2 separate regions of the Mus musculus genome follow, and region 2 is linked to region 1. Evidence: chromatin loops called from intact Hi-C (ENCODE). Cell type or tissue: left cerebral cortex. All regions are shown on one strand. Links, peaks and the distances in the headings refer to the core of each region. The heading gives the core; the rest is flanking DNA.

What was found. Hi-C counts contacts between places; a loop is a spot of excess contacts. Peaks named below come from ENCODE experiments on the same cell type or tissue, not always from the same donor. Only the 100,000 strongest peaks of a DNase experiment are listed, where the experiment ranks them.
Region 2: it touches region 1 in a loop (2.9-fold over the local background); 5 of 42 quality-filtered maps call a loop at or near these places.

Annotation. Positions count from the first base shown.
Region 1 is chr4:77,080,678-77,086,067 of GRCm38, reverse strand. All of the region lies in intron 7 of Ptprd (protein tyrosine phosphatase, receptor type, D), which reads left to right. Among named protein-coding and RNA genes, the nearest start is that of Gm38646, 230 kb to the left of the region's middle. In left cerebral cortex, for the core only: a CTCF peak has its summit at 2,694 (motif pointing left); a DNase peak (open chromatin) is centred at 2,698.
Region 2 is chr4:77,396,464-77,401,853 of GRCm38, reverse strand. All of the region lies in intron 4 of Ptprd (protein tyrosine phosphatase, receptor type, D), which reads left to right. Among named protein-coding and RNA genes, the nearest start is that of Gm38646, 88 kb to the right of the region's middle. In left cerebral cortex, for the core only: a CTCF peak has its summit at 2,489 (motif pointing right); a DNase peak (open chromatin) is centred at 2,530.

The DNA.
Region 1 (5,390 bases), core at 232-5,231:
TTCCCAGCATCTGGTAATTACTCAATGCTGTGAGCAGGGGGGGTAGGAGGAGATGGGGGTTTTCAGAGGGGAGACCAGGAAAGAGGACAGCATTTGAAATGTAAATAAAGTAAATAAAAAATCTAATTAATCATATGTTGTAAATTCATGGAGCTTTGGAAATTGAATGGACTGCTAGACTCACAAAACTAATTAAATCTTGTGGAAGTGGAGATAATACTATCCCATTGCTTCAAAATGGAGAACCAAGTGGTAGGCAACAGATCTTAATGCTCAGGCTTATGCTTCCATGCAAGAGAAACATCGTTGAACATTCCTAGAAAATGCATAAAGTGGAAACTAAAAGTATTTGCAACCTCTTTCCAATTATGAATTTTCATACATGTATACCTATGGTAAAACACAATTCATATATTAGACATAAAAGGTAAACCACAACAGTAATAAAATGCATTAATGATCACAATATACTGTCATAAAACTTACACGAATGTTCTAATTTTCTCCATTGTTTGTGCTTTCATTCAACGGAAGCACTTTGTGTCTTCAGCATCTCTGAAATTCCTGCCCTACTGCCTTTCACTTGGAGTCCAAACAAGGGCTGTGTGCTTCCAAGCTCTAAAGTACGAAAAGATTTAATCGTATGTGTAAGACAGCTGATAAATGACTGGCCCACATGTAGTGTATACTGCTCAGAAATTCAGGAAAAATGGATCACTGGCATCCCAGTGTGGCAAAAAAGGATGACACAACATTTTATCACACTCCAAAGAATTCACAGTTTAAAAACATAAATGTTTATTTCTGGTGCCTTCCATTTAACATCATCAGACTTGTGGACATCTATAGATAATAATCACCACAGCAAGTAGAATTGTGGGAAATTTTGACCCTGTACCTTTGGTATACAATACCAAAGTAAAGGGTCCAATTGTGACCAAGGGATTTTTGGTATGCACGTGTGTAGTACTGTGCTACCAACATCACATTGCACTGTGATGAACTTTTCTGAAGAGTAATAAAAGTTGCTTGTGTCATTAATACACTAATCCACAGAGAACTGTGTCCACTCCTTTATGCTTGAGAGACATAACAAGAAGCAACTTTTCATAGCATAGAGTATAGTAGAGTTGAATGCACAATTGACTTAATACTGAGAGACATAGTCTTCAAATAGCAGGGTAGGCATTGTGAATGCCATCCTGTTTCCATTTCCTCTGTAGAGTAAAGGTTGTAACAAATATGAATAAACCCAACCTGTAAACTATGAAAACCTACCCCCGAGGTCCATGTTGGTAACACCATATAACGGTAAAATGTCTCCTAGAAAAGGACCTTTAAAATTGCTCAAAAAGTATTTAATCATAAAATACTATTTCAGCAAAGACTAATTTCAATTCACAGAAAACTATGTATTTCAGATAAATATTCTAACTGTATTGTATTTACGTGACAAATAGTGAACCTTACTCCAGATTCCTCCAAAGTCATTTAATTTGACCATAAAGGGGACTCAAAGTATCAGTCATTATGTTTTGTCATCAACAGACTATGCCCTACACATCCTACAAAATGATGTCTGAAAAAAATCTCTGTACACACTGTAAAGAACAAGGCTACATTAAGCCCAAAGTGTGAAATAGTGTCACTAAGATGGGTTATTTTAATTATCATGTTTGTACTATATAAATAGTTATTTCAGAAACCATGATAAAAATGTTCCATCATGTTTCAATAATAGTAAACATTTTCATGTCTATCGTAAGACAAACAACACAGTTACATTTTGGCTACACAATATAGACATTCTTTCATCTGTTTTTATCCTATATGCTATGTAGTAAAATAGCAAATGTTTTGAACAATAGATGTTTTTCTATATTAATACAATTATATTACCTTTTCCTTTTTCCAATTATATTTTCCTTTTTATTTATTATTTATTCTTCTTTCCTAAAATACATGCCAATGTCAGCCTCTCTGTTTCCACTCCTCCCTTTTCCTCTCCCACTGATCCACTGCTTCTCTCTTTCTCTTCAGAAAAGAGCAGACCTCTCAGTGATATAAAAAATATATGGCATAACAAATGATAGTAAGACTAGGCACAATCCCTCATTTCCAGGCTAGATGAGGCAACTGAATATGAAAAGGGTCCCAAGAACAGGCAAAGGAATCAAAGATACCCACACTCTTACTGTTAGGAGCTCCACAAAATCCCCAAGCTAAGTAACCACAGGATGTATGCAGAGAACCTAGCACAGACCCATGCATGCCTTGTGCTTACTGCTTCAGTTTCTATGAGCCATGCTTAGTTGATTCTGTGGGCCATGTTCTCCTCACGTCCCCGACCCTTGCTCCCTCAATGTTTCCTCTCCCATGGGGCACCCCAAGCTTCGCCTAATGTTTGGGTGTGGGCCTCCTGAACTGCTTCCATCAGCTGCCAGAGGAAACCTCTCTGGTGTCAACTGGGCGAGGCACAGAAATATGCATATAGAAATAAAAATATCATTTCATTGACTTTTCTCCTCCTCCTCCTCCTCCTCCTCCTCCTCCTCCTCCTCCTCCTCCTCCTCCTCCTCCTCCTCCTCCTCCTCCTCCTCCTTGTCTTGTAACTCACATCAGATTCTGCCCTAGGTTTCTGAGCCATCTAGCTTTAGGTTTCTTGCTATTCAGTGTTAGGCATGGGCTCCCTCTTGTGGCTGGGGCCCCAAGTTAGACTGATCATTGGTTGGTCACTCCAACAAGCTCTGATCCTCCATTGCCCCAGCACATTTTACAGACAGAATAGGTGTGGGAGGTTTCCTGGCTGAATTGATGTCCCAGAGCCTTCACTGGTTAAAGAAGACCAGTTCGAATTCCAAATCCTCAATTACTCGGGGTCCTCGCTAGGGTTACTCTCATAATTTCCAGGATGTTTCCACTGCATTAGGTTTCCACATGGCCCCTTAACACCCCTTATTCCAGGCTTCTCCCTCTCCCTCTCCCTCTCCCTCTCCCTCTCCCTCTCCCTCTCCCTCCCCCTCCCCCCCCTCCCCCTCCCCCTCCCCCTCCCCCTCTCTCCCTCTCTCCTTTCTTTTCATCCCTGCCTTCCCAACCTTGTCCTGGTCCCTCCTGTTTTCATCCATACTTGTTTGCAGTCCACCTACAAAGTCTCTTCAATTTTTCCTTCCTAGAGAGATCTAGGTGCCCCCTAGAGCTCTCCTTCTTAATTTTCTTGTCTGGGTCTGTGGATTATTGTGTGATTTCCCTTTAATCAACAGCTAATTTCCTCTTATAAGTGAGGACATTTCTAGTTGGTCTTCTGAATATGGGTTGCCTTGCTCAGGAAGATTTTTTTTCTAGTTCATTTATTTGCCTGCAGATTTCATGATGCCATTTTTTCCTAGCAGCTGAGTAATATACTCTTGTGTCAATATATCACATTTTCTGCATCCATTCTTTGATATTATTGTATCTTTTTAAAAATTACTATAATTTAAACTATACCTCACCTTCACTTGAGCTATTACCTACAAAATTTCAAATCCCACTTCATTTTGAGGTTATTTCATGATAACTGTCTGTTTGTTTTTGAATTTCATGAGCTAAGTTTTTAACATATTCACAACCATCCCCAACTCCTTCCACATGTGCCAACCCACCCTTAGCTGCCAGTTTTGTTCTCTTTTTGTTGTGTTTTTTTTCCTTTGTCTTGTTTTAGTTTTTCATGCATCAAGTCTAATTTCTACTGCCCTTATATTCTTAATGTGAGGCTTTCATCTAGAGCAGTAGACTTACCAGAGCCAACACTCTTACAAAAAACTCCCTATTCTCTGAGCAGCTATCAATTTTCAATAAAACTCCTTAGCTAGAAGATAGGGCTTTGTGTCCACCTTTCCTCTCTGTGCCAGGATGTGCCCTGGCTAGGGTTTGCACAGATCTTACGCAGGTTGTCATTAATTCTGTGAGTTCATATGTGCAGTTGTCTTGCAGTGTCTAGATGATACAGTTTCCTTACAGTCATGCACCACTTCTGGGTTGTACAGTCTTTTTACCCCTCATCCTTAATGGTTTCTGAGCCTTGGAAAGCCTATAGTATAAACAGAGAGCCACCTAATATGTGCACAATCAAAGCATCACACTATCAAGTATAATAAAAAGAAACCCTCTTGATAGCAACTGTGCCCGTAAAAAATCGACAAGAAAATATATAGTTTGTTAAGAGAAGATGTCATACTAATTTTTTCACTAGAGTCACAGATAACTGGAAAGGCACAATCGTTAGTGTAAAAAGGAACCACAGTCTTACAGATGTTAGTTGTTTCACATGTAGTTCATAGAAGTAATGAATTTCCAACTAAAATCTCAAACTTGGTTTCATAAACATAGAAACTTTTCCTAAGACCTAATAGCACACATAAGAAAGTAAAATGTTTGTTCGTTGAAAATGGATCTACATTTTCCTCCATTCAGTTGTTAATCTGTTATATGTATTACAGTACTAGCACAAGGAAAGGTGAATTTCTCTTGACATTTTGAATAATTGACATGTGCAAGTTTCTGTAATATGTATGTTAGATACATCTGTAAAGGAAAAGCAGGTAATATATTGACTTTACAAAGCTGAGTGTCAGTGTGACGGTTCAACAAGTAAAGGAGACTGGAATATGAGCTTGGTGACCTAGCACTGAGCACCATAATTTGAAACTGTGGGAACCAACCCAATTCTGAAAGTCATCTTCTGGCTTCTGCATATGTGCTAGGAGCACATGCCCACACTCACATAAATGCAACATACCCCACTACTCACACACATTACAAAGATGCAACAGAAAATTTCAGAGAAATGCAAAGTAGGCAATTAAGGGCTCATAGGCATTTCACTAGGTAGTGTATTTCAGGAAATCTCTAACTCAGAGAAAGCCCTCTAGAAGGAAAATATATAGCCTAGGATCTGAAGACCAAAATTATTTAAATGAATGTGGATTCTAATGATAAATAGTCCATTGACAGATGAAGAAATACTCATGAAACCTGTAAGAGGTATGCCTAAAATTAAAAATATGAACAAGAAGGAAAGTGGCAAAGGGGATGAAGAAGGTATAGATAGAAATGCTGGGGGTGTAAGGGTCTGCACTGAGCCTCCAGTAGAGGGAAGGCAGAAAGAGGTCACAGCCAGCAGCACCAAGAACAGGAAGGACTGGTGTGCAGCGTGCCCACTGGGAGCAGAAAGGAAAGAGAAAACTGATTTTCCTAAAAAGAAAAGTTTTGTCAATGAAGGGGATTGTTTTAAAAGAGGGGAGAAAACTGAGAATAAATTAATATGATTTCAAAAATTTTTGAATTATTTGTTTTTATGTGTAAGAATGCTTCTCTGCATGTATGCATGTGTACTATGTGCCTGCCTGCTG
Region 2 (5,390 bases), core at 89-5,088, 320 kb before region 1:
ATCACAATAAACTTACCCATACTGTTTTAAGTTTACAGCATTTTGTCAGGCTGCATTCATAGATCTGTTGGCCTGCATCCTGCAAGCTGTGGGTTGGATATTCCTGTAGACCAAAACTTGGTATTCATCCCTTGTGGTAAATGGTGATGGCTTGCACAGTGTGATCAAATTTGCAGCTCTATAACTTGCCTCCTTACAACTGGGTGTGTTAGCACATGGGTGAGAAGGGGAAATTCCTGCTACTTTTTCTATAATGACAATGACATGTCCTATACTGGGATATTGTATAAATCACATAAGTAGATAATATTGTTTCAAACTAAATATGGGACTGAAACATCAGCACAATTATATCTCCAAGAACATTTGGACTCTCCACAATCTGTGAAAGACTTAGAAAGATAGTAACATAGTTTAGACACTTTACCATTTTTCTGTAAATATGAGCTTGTTCTATAGACACGTATAAGTTTTAGATCTGCTCAGTGTTTCTCCCAACATCTTTGTAGTGTCAGTGGAGCCATTGAGGCTAACGGCTGCCTCCACTTCCTTTTTATTCAGACCAAAAATGCCTATAGTTGACAGTGTTGCAACATCTAAACTGTTATCATTACTTTTAAGGCTGCTTTCTCTCTAATTTGTTTTCATTAGCACTGAGGATAAAATGACCTTTGTGGACTACTATCCAATTCTAATGAAGTTTACCTAAGTAAGTGAGAATGAATGGTGGAGACAAGCTCGAATGTTGTATTTGAATACAACAATACACTTATTTGAATCCGGTCACCATATTTGGCTTCCAAACCTCTTAGTTGTATTACCTATAAAATGAGGAAATACAGATGTTTGTTTTGATGATTAGATAATTTAAGCATCCTGGTGTTGGTATCTCAATGAGAGTTCCCTATCTGAATCATAGGAACATGACGGAGAAGAGAGAATGGACTGTGTGATAAGAGGGTAAAAAGGGTAGTCCCTTAGTCATGTATTCCTCTTCATTAGGCCCCACTCCTTAAAGTTTCTGATACCTCAAAAATGCAACATTATAGATCTCTTTTTCTATACTTTATACTTGTACACTTTTGAGGGATACACTGAATCTATTGGCAAAATGATAACAGGAATTTCAGTTGATTCCAGTTTAGTAAACATCTAGTCTCCTTCTGGAGACTGTTGCACGATGCACACAAACCTACACTCTTCCAGCTCTTAAGAGGTCATCCATGTACCCACAGTAAGTGGGCCAATTTTGCCATTTAAACTTGGCATATGCTTTCGGAGGTGTTGATTATTCAAAATACCTGTTTGTCCAAGTCTATTAAGCTCAAAAACTACATTTTAATGGCCCCTTATATCTAAGCCATGTTAATATGGCAAATGCTTCAGACCTACTTACAAACACCATTAAATTTCACCACTAATTACTAATAATAGGAATGAAATTAGCACCTGTCTCAACTGCTTTCCATTTTAGATTGCACTTAATAAATAGTTAAGAAAATCCTCTGTTGCTAAACATTTACTGAGTCCATTTGCATTCTGATTCTCAATGAGCTATTATGATTTATAACACTGTATAATCATTGAAGGACAATTGCATAGGGCTTGATGCCATTGAATGTATTTCTGCATTTGAACTTAAACCAATGTATATATCTCACATTTTACAATCAGTTTGTATTGAAAGATATCAATTTATTTAATGTAGGGATTGTTCTGCTTTGTCTCTAGCATGCTGGGAGGAGAATATCAGTGAAGTAAAGGGATGTTTTCAAGCAGAACATCATTAGATTACAGTGGCATGAAAAACAGGGAAGACTTAATGACACTTTGAAATGATAACCTCCTTCTGGATACACTTGCTTTGTGAAATTTGGATCTATCTATGCTACCTCTAGAAATGCTTGTAGAATTTTAAAAAGTACATAAGCTGGTAAAATGGTAAGTAGCTCAGTGTGGTTTGTAGCAGAATTCAATAACATACTAGTGTTAGTAGAGATGTGGTTTCGGGAGCTTCCCATCTCTTGAGAATATAGTTACCATCTTGCTGCTTCACTGAAAAGGTATGAGAAAAATTATGTATAAAGCAGTATGATAGAAAAATGCTAGGAAATCTTCCACTGTGCTCCAGTTTAACTAACCATGGGATACAAAGCATTTTTCTGTATCTTGACCCATTTCCATTATGTAGATATATAGTCATCTGCTTTGGGATTCAAATCTGCTGAGGGCTAGATTTGGTGCAACTAATTACAAACAGTTATCTATTAGGAGATATATATTAAAATACTTCAAAATGCATCACAATGTATATTTTAAAGTTTGTAATAAAGAAGAAGAAGAAGGAGGAGGAGGAGGAGGAAGAGGAGGACGAGGACGAAGAGAAGGAGAAGGAGAAAAAGAAGGAGAAGGAAAACCAAAAACAAAAACAAAAAGTAAAACAAAAAGGAAAAAAGAAATAGAAAAAGAAAGAAACCTTTTGAGATAGCCAGGAGGTGGCAGCATGGCAGTAATGTAGAAAACAGAGACTTCTAACTTCCAGTAAATGAAAATCAGTTTCTTCATTGGAAATATATCGGATTCGCAAGCATACAGTTTTCTCCTTAAAGGAAACACAGTTAAGAGACTGTCAGTAAGATCTAAATGACAGCTTGACCAGAGCAGAATTGCAAAGATATGAAATTGGGCTCTTTTCTCCAAATAATGTGGAGGAAAGATGAAAGGAATAGAGGATGGCAGACGGTAGGCCTCTTAACATGCTTCTTTCTGACCGCTTTAAATAAGCTTGATGAAACCCATTAGAGAATCTTTTAAAATTCCAGAGAAGATGAGCCCTGGTATTGAAATAACCAATTAATTCCATCTAGGCCATTAGGAAAGAATTAAAGGTCATTATTGTAATTGCACAGGTTCAAAACAAACTCCTCACATTTATCATCTTTAAAGTCCATTTGGGCTTTAAAAAAAAAAGCACAAAGCCTATGATTCTATGATCTTATGCATCTCACATAGAAGAAACATATGCATGATTCTATGATCTTATGAATCTCACATAGAAGAACATGTACACTTTGCAAGAAATCTAGTCTACTCGGTTTATTTGTGACCTCGATCCAAAGCTATCACAATTAACTACAGGTATTTTCATAACAGAAAAGTAAAGACTTTAAATCTCAAATTAGAATCTACATGTCTCTGGGAAATTATAGTGTTAATAAATGTACACGGAAAGAAAAAAGAAAAAGAAAAACAATCCCCCCAAAATCTGTAGTAAGATTTTATAGTAGCAATTCTGTAGAGCATTTTGTAACACAGTTTATTGTTTAAAAGAAAAAAGACAAAACAAAACAAAACAAAACAAAAAACAAAAAAAATTAAAAGAAAAATATCTGGCACATTTAGGAGCAGTTCTCCTTCTCCTTTTCCTTTTCAAATTCATGGTGTTCAATAAACCCTAATTTTCCTTGGAATTAAGTGATCTATTGAGAATGAAGGAGGTGTCTCTTCTAAGCAAGGGTTGTTCACATGTAGGAAAAATTATTGGTTTACTTGATGTTCTTCTAAATTTCTTTTTTTAATTGGATATTTTATTTATTTACATTTCAAATGTTATCCCATTTCCAGGTTTCCCCTCAGGAAACCCCCTATCTCATCATCCCTCTCCCTCCTCCTGTGAGATTGCTCCCACAACTGCCAACCAACTCCTGCTCTTTGTCCTGGCATTCCCGTACATAGGGGCATCAAGCCTTCCCAGGATCAAGGGCCTCTCGTCTTATTGATGTCCCACAAGGCCATCCTCTGCTACATATTTGGCCAGAGCCATGGGTCCTTCTAAAATTCATTCATCACATAACGCAATGATTACAAACATTCTAGGCCAAACTGAAACACATAGAGCATTTGAAAAAATTTATTCATTATACAGTTATAGGAAAATAACAGGAGATAGATCCTAATTGGATAGACAAATCATTTATGTGATTTCTACATAGTCCTAATATCTAACAAAATGATATACATAATCACATTACTTTCCTATTGTAAATTTAATAGTTGATCAAAATTACATATAGTAAACTAGAATGAATTTATAGAATGAAAAACTCCAAAGTTGGTATCTTCAGATAATAGCAGAATAAATAATACACAATCCTAGAGAGAAAGTCATTAATGACAGGCAGCCTGGGGAGATGATTCAAGCCCCTATTGCCCTGTAGTGTGCAGCAAAGGCTCTGTTTGCTTTGAGCAAAAACAAACCATGCCCTACAAAACAGAATCGCAGCCTCATGGACACGCAAAAGTTGAAGAAGACTCTATGGTTTGGTGTGGACAGGTTCTTGTTTAGCTTCATTAGACTCGATGAGCATGTGTGTCCAGTACACTTCAAAGCTTGGTTAGAAGAGATACAACTGTTTTCCTGTGTGTGTACAGGTGCGCATTCTCTTCGGTGCATCTGACCTTTGTTTTGTATGATTTCTTTTCACACTGGGGATAAGTATTGGCCCTTCAATGTTGACACACATTTTCTTGTCAAAGAGAAAAAAGGTTGCCACAAAAAGTCTAAACAACACAGACTAGTCAGATTAGAGGATAAATATGGATAAAATTGAGGAGATAATGTTCCAACTGGTAGTAAGAACACATGCTCCACTATGTTCATAGCAGCATTATTTATAATAGCCAGAAGCTGGAAAGAACCCAGATGTCCCTCAACAGAGGAATGGATACAGAAAATGTGGTACATTTACACAATGGAGTACTACACAGCTATTAAAAACAATGAATTTATGAAATTCCTGGGCAAATGGATGGATCTGGAGGGTATCATCCTGAGTGCGGTAACCCAATCACAAAAGAACTCACATGGTATGCACTCACTGATAAGTGGATATTAGCCCAGAAACTTAAAATACCCAAGATACAATTTGCAAAACACATGAAAATCAAGAAGACCAAAGTGTTGATACTTCTTTCTTCCTTCGAATGGGGAACAAAAAAACCCATGGAGGGAGTTACAGAGACAAATTTTGAAGCTGAGACAGAAGGAAGGACTATCCAGAGAAAACTGTACCTGGGGATCCATCCCATTATCAGCCATCAAACGCAGACAATATTGCATATGCCAGAAAGATTTTGCTGACAGGACCCTGATATAGCTGTCTCTTGTGAGGCTATGCCAATACCTGGCAAATACAGAAGTAGATGCTCACAGTCAACTATTCGATGGAACTCAGGGCCCCCAAATGGAGGAGCTAGAGAAAGAACCCAAAGAGCTGAAGGGGTCTGCAACCCTATAGTAAGAACAACAATATGAACTAACCAGTAGCCCCAGAGCTGGTGTCTCCAGCTGCATATGTAGCAGAAGATGGCTTAGTTGGCCATCATTGGAA